2 separate regions of the Mus musculus genome follow, and region 1 is linked to region 2. The links are chromatin loops, found by intact Hi-C in ENCODE. Cell type or tissue: heart. All regions are shown on one strand. Links, peaks and the distances in the headings refer to the core of each region. The heading gives the core; the rest is flanking DNA.

The links. A loop is a pair of places that touch in the nucleus more often than their neighbours do. Peaks named below come from ENCODE experiments on the same cell type or tissue, not always from the same donor. Only the 100,000 strongest peaks of a DNase experiment are listed, where the experiment ranks them.
Region 1: a loop joins it to region 2, with 2.3 times the contacts of the local background. A loop is called at or near these places in 2 of 42 quality-filtered maps.

Annotation. Positions count from the first base shown.
Region 1 is chr8:25,351,209-25,357,262 of GRCm38, reverse strand. It overlaps Gm39146 (a long non-coding RNA gene), which reads left to right. Exons shown (of 4, transcript XR_870260.2): 4 at 3,076-3,442. Among named protein-coding and RNA genes, the nearest start is that of Gm39146, 36 kb to the left of the region's middle. In heart, for the core only: no CTCF peak of the experiment used is centred there; a DNase peak (open chromatin) is centred at 2,922; H3K4me3 peaks cover 993 bases; H3K27me3 peaks cover 2,433 bases.
Region 2 is chr8:25,572,813-25,578,866 of GRCm38, reverse strand. It overlaps Fgfr1 (fibroblast growth factor receptor 1), which reads right to left. Exons shown (of 18, transcript NM_010206.3): 16 at 5,607-5,744; 17 at 5,216-5,321; 18 at 3,149-5,122. The coding sequence ends at 4,946. Letm2 (leucine zipper-EF-hand containing transmembrane protein 2) reads left to right here. Exons shown (of 11, transcript NM_001364069.1): 11 at 63-377. The coding sequence ends at 125. Among named protein-coding and RNA genes, the nearest start is that of Gm16159, 20 kb to the right of the region's middle. In heart, for the core only: CTCF peaks have their summits at 2,679 (motif pointing left) and 3,559 (motif pointing right); DNase peaks (open chromatin) are centred at 3,566 and 5,216.

The sequences.
Region 1 (6,054 bases), core at 696-5,695, 220 kb after region 2:
ACCTATCTATCAGCTCAACAAATCTGGAACTATATATCAGTGTTATGCATTAGACAGGCAATTCTTTTAATTGTCCATTTCAAAGGACATTAACAGATATAAAAGATAAAAGAATTATAGAGGAAGAGATGAAACTTGTATTCATGTGAATTACATGGGAAATCTAAGAGATGCCTCAGACAAACTCAGAATTAATATGTGAGTGTGCAGGGTCTAGCAAAAACTTAGAAAACTTGTATGTAGGCCTGAAGATTTAGCTCAGTGACTGAGTGCTTATACTGTATGCCCAGTTCCTGGACTTGACCCCTGTAGTGAGAATTATAGAATTTTGGTTTCTTTACAAAAACACAGAAATATTGTAAGAAAATGTTTCCATCTTAATCCCAGGTGTGGGATACAGGGCTGCTTCAGATTGTCCCCAGTAGGTGACTGTGATTTGCCTCATGCTCTGGCGGGGTGCGATTTTGCCAGCTGCAGATAGTTTCTATGATTGTATGATGTTTGGAATTCTGGGGACCTTTCAGAAGATACAAATGTTAGGGTCCCCAGGAGGTTGATGGATTGTGGTTTGGTTGTTGGTTGCTATGGGTCAAAGTTAAGTAGTCATGTGGAAGAAATGAGAAGAAGACATTAGATATCCCGACTTTGAAGATCAAACTTGCTCCAAGGAACTAAGTAACAGGAAGTAGTCTTACCACCTTTCTGCTTTACTTTATTCAGAACTATTTTTTTCCTCTTTATACCTCTTCTCTCCTATCTAATATTAAGGAATTAAAGGGGTGGAAGAAAAAGAGGTGAAGAAAGGCAGAAGAAAGAATAACCCACATAGTAGCCAAAGACCAGCTACAGGCCACTAGCATTAAAACAAAAAACAAAACTGAAAAAAAAAACAAAAAACAAAAAACCCCAAAAAGCCCAAAACCCAAAACCAAACCAAACAAACAAACAAAAAGCAACTGTACTATTGATGGTGAGACAAGGGGATAAAACAAAACAAAACAAAACAAAACAAAACAAAACAAAACAAAACAAAAAACAGATTTCAAGGGCTGGGGATGTAGCCTACTGTGAGTGTGCTTGTCTCACTTATGCTAGGCCCTGGACTGACTCTCTCTCTCTCCCTCTCTCTCCCCCCCATTTCCTCCTCTCCATCTCTCTTCCTCCCTCCCCCACTCCCCACAGAGCCCAGTTATTTAGAGAAAAAGTCTAACAGAGTGTAGTGGCCAGTTTTATGTCAATTTGACACAAGCTAGAGTCATCAGAAAGGAAGGAGCCTCAATTGAGAAAATGCCTTCATAATAAGACCAGGCTATAGGTAAGCCTATAGGACATTTTCTCAATTAATGATTGATGTGGGAGGGTTCAGTCTATTGTGGGTGGGGCCATTTCTGGGCTGGTAGTCCCGTAAGAAAACAGGCTGAGAAAGTGATTGGAAGCAAGCCAACATCTCTCCATGGCCTCTGCATCAGCTCCTACCTCCTGGTTCCTGCCCTGCTTGAGTTCCTGTCCTCATTGCTTTTAATAATGAACTGTTGTGTGGAACTGTGAGTGAAACAAACCCTTTCTTCCCCAAGAGGTTATGGTGTTTCATCACAGCAATAGTAACCCCAAATAAGACAGACTTACATCCAAGAGTAAACCTAATAAGGTGGCTCAGCAGATAAAGGTACCTCCTGCCAAGTCTGATGACCTCAGCCCAATTTCTGGGACCTTTATGGTAAGAGAGAAGTGACTCTTACAAGCTGTTTTCTCTGACCTCCATACACCCACCCACTAAATTAAATAAATAAATAAATAAATAGATAAATAAATAAAGCATTACTGAGAGAAATGAAGGAAGATGTGAACATACCTTGTCCAGGGACCATGCCCTAGCAGTATAATTAGGTAGAGATAGGGTAATGAATCCAGTCTGCTTGTCCCTATGCTTTATGTCCTCAAAGCTGGCCAAGGCTCTGAGGTGTTCAGCCACATCTACCTTCTGGGCAAGGTACCTGCATTTGAACCTTCCCTATCCTTACATTGTATCCTTACATTGTACAAGGTATCTATCCTTACTTTGTATCCTTACATTGTATAATGTATCTACCCTTACATTGTATCCTTGCACTGTATAATGTATCTACCCTTATATTGTACCCTTGCATTGTACAATGTATCTACCCTTACATTGTATCCTTGCATTGTACAATGTATCTATCCTTACACTGTATCCTTACATTGTATAATGTATCCTTACATTGTGTCCTTGCATTGTACAATGTATCTATCCTCACACTGTTAGGAATCTGGAAGCAGAACTGACTATATATAGATGAACAGCAACAGCATTCAAACATGGTTCCCCCTGAGAGGAACTTAGCTGGAACTCAAAAGAATGGCATGGGCAGACAAAGTCGGGAACCAGCCAAGTCCTCAGTTCTCACTGGAAGCTTGCTGACCCAGATATATATTTTTAAAAATCTTTAAATTACCCCCATGTACCAGCCTTCTTCCCTCTTTCACCATCATAGCAAGAGCATCTCAGATTGATGGGGAAGGAAAGGAAGGAGTGTGGAAGTCTGTGTTTTGGCTTAAGCATCTATCAGAAGCACTGAGGGCAGTAGTTCTCCTGAGCCAGAGGAAGATCTCACTCATTTCCTAGGTTTGGAACGCACCCAACCCATCACCTGCCAGAATGAGAGCTCTCCAACGTTGTACCTGGCACATCGAAGCCCATCCCGACCTTCTCCCAAAATATTAAATTCCTTTCCTCATGGGAGGGCCGCACCATTCGGGTCCTTGGGGGACACAAAGAAATGTGTCCTCCTTTAAAGTTGCTCAGCGACTTTGCAGTACTCGCCTATGAACGCAGCCCACAAGGAGGAAGGAAAAAGCAGCAAGGTCCCCCCTCCACCCCCACCAAGCTACAGGCCGCCCCTGGAAGGGAAAGCAGAGGGCAGTCACAGCCCGCCTGTTCCCCATCCCCTCTTCCTCCTCCCGGCTTTAATCTGTTTAATTATTTCTTCATGTGCGCTTCAGAGAGCCTGTTATTTTTATGTGTTGGTTCTATTAAATTTTTTTTTTCTTTCCCAGCCTTCCCTCTTTCAGTGCTACCACGCCAGGGCAGACAGAGCCTGGAGTCAGGCTCTGTGAGCACAGATCATCGCACAGATACAGAGAGCGGAGAGGAAGCCGGCAAGGGGAGTGCGGTTACCTCTGAGGCTGCAGCGGAGTTGTTAAGTGCAGGAGATTTAAAGCTTCATTCGCCTCCCTTCTAACTTCAAGCTGTTCTAAGCCCAGTCTCCCAGACGACAAAACTCAGACCAGCTGCGAAGGAAAGGATATTGCTCCCTCTGGAGCCTCGGGTCTGATTTAGAGGGTGCTTAGCGGAGGCAAGTGGGAAGACGGAGGTGAACGTTCCACGGGTCTATTTCTGGGGAAAATTTCTCTGCTGAAGACAAGGCCAAGGAGAAAAAGAAAACATGCCTAGGTCGTTTGTCATCCTTACAAAGGATAGGTTAAACCTGAAAGGAGAGTAGGGGGGAAAAATCAGGATTAATCCAAGGAAGATTCATCACCTGAAGCGGTGGCCATAGATCAGGATTATCAGGTGGGGCACAGTATGTGTCTCAGCAGGATTTAGAGATCAGCTGACTAGAAGTCAGAGGCCAGACCTCAGGAGGTGGTGGGTTTCCAAGTGTGACAGATTGGTGGAGGTGGCAACGTGGGTTCGGCCTCATATCCTACCCAACTTTACTCTGGGAGCAGACAGGATTTTACAGACCCTGGCGTAGACAAAGCCTGCGTATGAGAAACCTGCCCAAGAGAAAACTCTTCGTAGAGTGCCATTCTGGAGGGAATATAGAAGCTGACAGGAACAAAGAGGGAGAGAATTTTGCTGTAAAACTGGGAGAGTTTAAGATTTCAAAAACGAAAGCTCAGAGGTTAAGAGCACTGACTGCTCTTCCTGAGTTCAATTCCCAGCAGCCACATGGTGGCTCACAACCACCTATAATGGGATCCGATGCCTTCTTCTGGTGTGTCTGAAGACAGCTACAGTATATTCATGTAAATAAAATAAATACATCTTTAAAAAAATTAAGATGAGTTACCTTGAATGTAAGGGGCACAGTTCGAATCCTAAGTGTCCCCTTAAAACCCCACATAATAGATGACTGACCGCAGGGGCTATATTAGAATACCATCAAACCTCTAAAGGGCAGGGCCCAGGTGGAGGTCTTCAGGTCAGTGAGGGTATTCCATCAAAGGTGGCCCCTTCCTCCTTCTCTTCTGTTGCTTCTTGGCCACTAAGTGGGTAGTTTTTGCTCTGCCAGGTGTTTTATTATGATCCACCACCATCTCACCAGGTGTGTGGCTGAGTGAAAGAGAAGATCCTGTGTTTCCCTTCTCAAGATGTCTGCTCTACATATTAAGGTGGGGCTTTTCTTCTGGGAAGAACTGTCATGGAGAGCTACTGAGCACGTCTCCCATGGCCTGTGGAACCACAGTGACATTGCCCATCCTGAGTCAGGTTTGTGGTCTGTATGCAATGTGGGAATATCTTTTAGAAGGCTCCATCCCAGCAATAGAGTCAAAGCAGGGAAGCTTGAAGCCTTAGTAGGTTTTTTTTTTCTCTTTTCTCTAAAAGCCTTTCTATCAAACGACACTGTTCACAATTCCGGGACTTCCCTGCCTATGATTTCTACCTTGCCTACCTTTGGTGACTGTCACTGAAAATGTACTTATTCAACCCTTTTTTTTTTTTTTTTTGTCAAAAAGTATGGATTCCCTCATGTGACTCCTTATTCCTTTGCCTTCTCCTGTCTTGGTTACTTTTCTATTTTGCTTTGATAAAACACCATGGCCAAGGCACCTTACAGATGGAAGGGTTTAATTGCACCCTATGGTTTCATAGGGACAAGAGTGTCACCATTACAGTGGGGAAGCATGGCAGGGGGACATGCGTGGTATCTAAAGCAGCTGCTTCAGGCTCGCATCTCAAATCATAAACAGGAAGCAAAGAGAGGTAGGCCAGAGGTCTGGTGCCATTTTTCAGGTGCTATCTACATTGTATTTTTGAGGACAGGACTTGGCATTGGCCTGGCACTATTGACTTTGTAGGTTAGTGGGTGGGTGAGCCTTCTTGCTAGTGCAGGAATTACAAGTGCATGCCACCCCTCTCACTGTTACCTGGGTTCTGGGTTTAGACTGGGTCCTTACGCTTTACCAACTGAGCCATCTCCTGAACACTTCCCTCTTATTTCTTTATTTTTTAATTGACAGCTTCATTCTTTTAGATAGTGAATTTTAGTCATCCTCCCCCTGACACACACTCCTCCTTCATCCTCTCCCCACTTCAGCTGGCAAACTGCTCAGTAAACCCTCCTCCTATCCTTGTGTCTTCCTTAGTTCTGTGTGTGGCCCTCCGAGTTTAATTAGTACTTGCCCAAGTGTGGGTGGAAGGTTATTCAATGGAACAAGGGCAACGTATCTGTGGCCACACCACCGATGAGATGAGAATGGTACTTCCTTCCCAGGCCTTATGGGCCCCTCCCTCATTCTTGTTGAAATGTTGATGGGCCCAATTTCATACAAGTCTTGTGCAGATAGCCACAGCTGTAATGACTTCACCAGTGCAATAGCTATGCCATGTCCTAAGGATGTCTTTTTTTGCTATATGTCTCCCCATCTTCTGGCTCTTACATTCTTTTTGTTCCTTCCACAATGCTTTCTAAGTGCTCTCTCTCTCTCTCTCTCTCTCTCTCTCTGTATGTGTAATAGTCTTTCATTATTTAAGAATTTCACACATGTATATAAATACATCTTGATCAAATCCATCTCTTGCCCTTTTCTAATTTCTCCCCTGTCCACCATCGCCACCCTTTCCAAACTTCATAGGCTCTCTCTCTCTCTCTCTCTCTCTCTCTCTCTCTCTCTCTCTCTCTTTTTCTAAACCCACTAAGTACACTTCATGTAATTTGGATGTAGAACAAAGTGCTGCCATAGGGGCTTTCAGGGGCTAAATCCCAGAAACAACAACAAAACACAGAACAAAAGATCAGCTGACTCTCC
Region 2 (6,054 bases), core at 652-5,651:
GTAGATGCTTGCAGAATTTAAACTGTTTGTGACCAAAGCCTAAAGTGTTGTTTTATATCCAGATCCTCCAGGCCAAGTCCCAGGAGACCTCACAGAACAGCAAGGCTGATTCCAAAGGAGCCTAAGGATCCCTTGAAGGTGGCGCTCCCTCTCTTCAGTCACTCCGCTCAGCAGTGGCGTCCACAAAGGAATTCCAGCTAAGACTGTCTGGCTTGAGATAAAGGATCAGCCATTAAGTCGTTGGAGGCCTTGTGACCATCCCAGAGATGCAAGCAGTGACACCAAGTTCAGGCCATTTAGAGAAGCTTAATTACAGTCCATCTCTACTGTATAATTTTGTCATCTTACTAAACGTTGCATAAAGACACTCCCACCAAGTTGTGTTCGAATGGCTTCCTGTTTGTGTGAACTTGGGGAGGGGACTGAGCAGGGGTGGGGGTGGGGCTGTGGTTTCTAGGCAAGCACTGGCATTGAGCTGTATGTATTCCCCTGCCCTTTCTTTCACTTTTGTAAATGGCAAGGTAAGATCGGAATTGCCCAGGCTAGCCTTGAATTTTCAGCCTCCCTCACCGCATCTCCCAAGTAGCTAGGATTATGTAGACTTTATGTTACCAGGCCCAATTGGATGTGGACCTTTTAAGAGGAAATATATTTCACAATGGAGTCAGCTTGGCACCTTAAATACCTCTCTCTGCCTCCTGTGGCTTGGAATTGTTAGCCAGAACATGGAGACTCCCCAAACCACCTTTAAGAGCACCTGGCCGGCCTTTGTAGAGGGACTCCTCAGTAGAACAGTACCGTGCCCGAGGACCAGGACGGACGTGCTTCCCAGGAAAGCACAACTTCTTAGAGAAGTTAAACAGATAGTGATGCTGGAGGGACTGTCCCGTCAGAAGACCACTAAATCCTGCAGAGGGTCAGTGTCTGGTTCCCAGCACCCACATGGTCGCCACGACCAATTTCTAACTCCAGTTCTACAGAATCCAGCAACCTCTTCTGAACTTCACAGGTACCATTCATGGTGCACACACACACACACACATATATAAACAAAACACTTATATGCCAGACCGTGGTGGCACGTACCTTTAATTCAAGCACTCTGGAAGGAGAGGCCGGTGGCTCTTTGTGAGTTGGGAGTCCAGGCTGGTCTACAGAGTGAGTTCCAGGACAGCCAGAGCTACACAGTGAGACCCTATCTCGAAACAAACAAGACACAGACATCTCCACCCACTTCCCAGGCCTTGAACTCAGGAGTGCTGGGATTATAGGTGTGTGCCACTACCACATAGCCAATGAACTCCTTAATCATCATTCAAGCAACTGGACTACACCCCAGCCCAGAGCATGTACCTCCTCAAAATGCTCCCTAGTCATGGAGGACCAGTCCCACCCAGTGTGCTAATCAACTGACTTCTGTAGGCTGTGTTCATACACCACTCTGGGAAGCTGCCATTGCTCTAATCTAAGGTATCTCACAATACAACTTCCGTCTGGAAGTGGTGGGTTTTTAAACTTAGTGCATACTATAGATGTGTAATATGGGAAAGGGATTAGCTACTTAACTGGCTTAATCCTCTCATCTCCCTGATGCACGTGGATTCCTTCTGGCCTTCTCAATGAGCAAATGGAAGTAGTTAAGTCATGGAGTCTGGCCATTGAGGACTCCACCTGTGCCCCGACCCACCCCACTCCCATCCCCCATTTTACTTTTTTGGAGACAGGGTATCACCATGCAATCTTGGTTGACCTAGAACTCAATATATAGACCAGGCTGGCCTTGAATTTAAGAGATCCACTGGCTTCTGCCCCCTGAGTTCAGGATTAAAGACCATCACCTTTTGTTTTCAAAATTTGGGTTACTAGGCCATAACCCCAGGCTGACACACATACTTTCCTTTAGAGAGCCAGTTTCAGCACACCACTGGAACCTCCGACAGCACGGCAATTGAATGCATTGCTTCTGTGCACCAGGACATGCACGTACCCAGCAGGCAGTAAAGATTCTGAATGCTGCTGTGTGTCAAACAAGAGGGAACCAGTTCCAGAGTCCTTCATAACTTCAGTGTGTTCTGGTTCGTTTAATTTCCTTTTAGACAAGAGTCTCACTGTGCATCTTCAGCAGGCCCTGAACTCACGATGTAGACCAAGTTGTCCCTGAACTCAAGATCTACCGGTCTCTGCCTTCTGAGTCTGGGATTACAGGCATTCACTACCAGGACCAGCCAACTTCAGGGTTCTTGCTGGTCTACTCCCTTCTTGGTTTCTACATGCCATGTTGCTTCAAAGCCCTCCATTCTCCCTCCCAGCTATTTCCTGCATATGTGGTGGAACCAAGCTCTACCAGCTGCTAACAGCTGCTAACAAGCTCATTGGGTACAGTTTTAAGCTCTAACATGCGCCTGTAGCGACATTAGACACAGCACACATTCTACACAGAATTGTAATAGTTGTTGCTGCTACTTAATAGTATGGCCCTGCACTTGTGCCATGTCCAATTCTGTACAAGACATATTGGTCATGTCCAGAGTCTGACAATGCTATATCCAGGCCAAAAGTTCCCGCTTGCAGGTAGGTCTGTTACTTCAGAGGACAGTGGCTCTGACAGTATAACCTAACACTGTCTGTGTGTAGGAGGATATTTTAGCTTGCTGGCTCCACCCAGTGGCAGTTGATAAACAGAGTTCATTACCATTAAGGCCGATTTCTTACTTCATCTATGTTCAATCTTACTTACCTGAAATCGATACATTACATTAACAGAGCCAGGGGACTGATGGCCTTTAGCCTATGGCAATTAGAAAAGATGGGGAAGCAGTATTGATTGATGCCTGGGCCATATTTTAACCCCCAGGAAACCAGACAGATGCTGTGCTCTGACAGTAACATCTTCATTCTGTAAGCTGGGTTCCCCCTCCCACGAGACCTAATCTGGTCCTCTAAGTGAAATAGCCATTTCATTTCCCTTCATGTCAATGTCACTACTTTCTATTTGATAGCCACCCCTGTCCCAGGGGCCGTCTGCGGGCAATCTGAATAGTAACAGAGGGGACTTCAGTTCCTTCCAGTTCCTAGCTCCTCTCCTTGAGTCACACTAAGCCCTTTCTGTGTTCTCCTTCCATCCACACAGCAGTGAGTCAAGTAGACCTGAGGCAGAAATAATGTTCAGTTTTAACAAGAGAAAGAAAAAAAAAAAAAACCACTATGATACACGGTCTCCAAGAAAATGAGTTTGTGCTAAATTCATTCCCTAGCCCTCTTTGCCAAATGATGTCTTCTTTCAGCATAAAAACCATTCATAATATTTTGACAGTTACATGTGTACAGAGAGAAACAACGATAAGAACTCTTATGACAATGACCCAAACCACAGCTGCCAAAACTGCATTTAAAGAAGCAGCCCTAACCCCTACAGATGAAATCATACTGAACAGGTTTGTATTCAGCAGACCCAGAAAAAAAAGACCAACCAACCAACCAAACAAACAAACAAAAAACAAAAACAAACCCTCTAAGGCTTGAGTGGTGTGGGTTTGAATAAGAGACCAAGGTACCAAAGCAACCAGCAGGTGGCAGAATTGAGTTGCCAAGTTGACCCCAACCAAAGAGATCGTTTTCTGTTTCCTGAGGGATGGGTGGAGTTTGTGAAGGAAAAACTATAGGAAGCCAAGCTCAGGGACAGACCCAACTGGGTAACAGAGACCAACAGGGAAGGGGAGGATATTTACAGGAGAGGAATATGAGGAGTAGGTTGGGGAAGATAGACAAGACATCTGAATGTACAGGGTCTAGGGTTTGGGTTTCTGTCCAGTTCTACCCTCTGGCTAACCTCATCCTCTCACTCTCTCCTCCGAGGAAACAATCAAGTGTGCGAGCTTGGCTCTCTGCCCTCAGGACCTCAGTCTTCTCCTGCTGTTCCCAATGCATCGGGAGATAGAAGGCTTGGCTGGGAGGTCTGGGGCACAATCCAGGAGACAGAGGTCATGGGGGGCAGGGGGAAGACCAGCTCATGGCCCTTTACCCCCTGTCTCCCTCCTCTGCGCTGGACACCTGCTCTCTTTTCACACGCCCAGGATAAAAATGAAGCAGCAGCAATTTTTTATTGAGGGAAACCTAAACTGAAAATAGGTTTAAAACATAATTTAAAAAAATAAAACAGCAAAAGTAGCAAAAAAATATATGACCTTTTAAAAAACATTTTCCTTTTTTTTTTCTTTCTGTTCGTTTGTTTTTAATATATAGCAACGGATGCTACCCTGGGCGTCTCCCCCATGGGTAAATCTCTAGTAACGACCCTTTTTAAAAAGACATGTAAATATATACTCAAGATTTATACACTTTGTGTTTTTCTTCATAGCTATGTACAGAGCCCCAAGTCTAGGGCTCAGCCCAAGGGCACATCACGGCTCCCAGTCTCTGCCTCCCTGTCTTCTGGTACCAGGCAGGTATTTGGTCAGCAAAGCAAATTAGTATTGGAATTAAGAAGCTACTGGTACCATCCATCTGGAGCAGAGGTTGCCTTCGGTTAAGGCCTAAACAGAAACCTCACGGCTTCCAGGAGCCCCAAGGCCCCTGCCGCCAGAACAGAAGGGGCTGATGGGTCAACAGGAATGCCCCGGATGCTCCACTTGCTTCCGCTCTGCACACCTCCAAGCAGTGCCAGGCAGCGGGGCGGGTCTTGGTCCAACACCTGGGAAGGAGGATGCGGCCGTCGGCAAGCACCTGCCTCTTGGCTCCTCTCTCACACAGCAGGCTAAGAAGAGGGAGAAGAGGGGTCTTGGGGGTGATGGAGGGGGAAGGCCACAACACAGGAAGGCCTCAGTCAGGCACTGGCTCTTGCCAGCGGCAAAGGAGGAGGAGAAAGGCAGTGTGTCCAACAAGGGGATTGTGGGTGAGGGGCACGGGTGACGACGGAATGGGAGAAAACTGGGGACAGGGTTGGTAGTCAGCGCCGTTTGAGTCCACTGTTGGCAAGCTGGGTGGGGTGTCGAGGCAGACAGGGCTCCTCAGGTAACGGCTCATGAGAGAAGACAGAGTCCTCCCCTGAGGAGCAGGTGGAGCTCCGTGTGTCGGGAAAGCTGGGTGAGTACTGGTCCAGCGGTATGGACAGGTCCAGATACTCCTGTGACAGAAAGGGATCGGTGGGTGGCACCCAAACCTTCCCAGGAGCCTATGTGACAGAGGCCCAAGTTCCAACCCCGGGGGACAGCCCTACCTGGTTGGAGGTCAAGGCCACAATGCGGTCCAGGTCTTCCACCAACTGCTTGAACGTAGGTCTCTGAGAGGGCACTGCATGCCAGCAGTCCCGCATCATCATGTACCTGAAGCAGGATGGTGAGGTTAGAGAGAGAGGAAGGACCAGGGCAGAGCTGGACCAGAGGGCTTGGGGAGGGATGGACAGGGAGGCCACTTCTCCCAAAGAGACCTTTCAACCCCTGCCCACCATGCTCCTGCTTCCTTCAGAGCCAGGCTTGAGACCTCAGGAACCTCGAATAAGCCACCATCACCTGAGGAAGCTGTCCCAACATCCAACCCAGCTTGCCAGTGGTGGATCCAAACAGTGCCGACTACTAACCCCCCATCCTTCCCCTCTAGCCTATGCTTACAGCTCATTGGTACAGTTACTGGGCTTGTCCATTCGATGACCCTCCTTCAGCAGCTTGAAAAGTTCCTCCACAGGCACACCGGGGTATGGGGAGCCACCCAGAGTGAAGATCTCCCACAAGAGCACTCCAAAAGACCACCTACAGGGGAACACGGTTCCACGGTGGCTTAGCACAGAGTCAGGCTGCCCTAGGAGTTCCTTCCCAAGTCCTCAAGAAGTTAAGAGTAGTAGGTGTGCATCTTGAACCTTTCTCACCTCTTCAGGGACCTTAAGTTCAGGGGGGCAGAGCACAGGAGACAAGAGGGCAGCAAGAGACTATACTATGCAAGGAAGCCGGAAGCACACTGTTCATGGGACAAGACAATGCTACCCCTGCCCCAGTGATGGAATAAGATTCCCACCAGTTTAGCATGCAGGGCCCTTAGAATTCTTTCTCCTGCATATCCCAG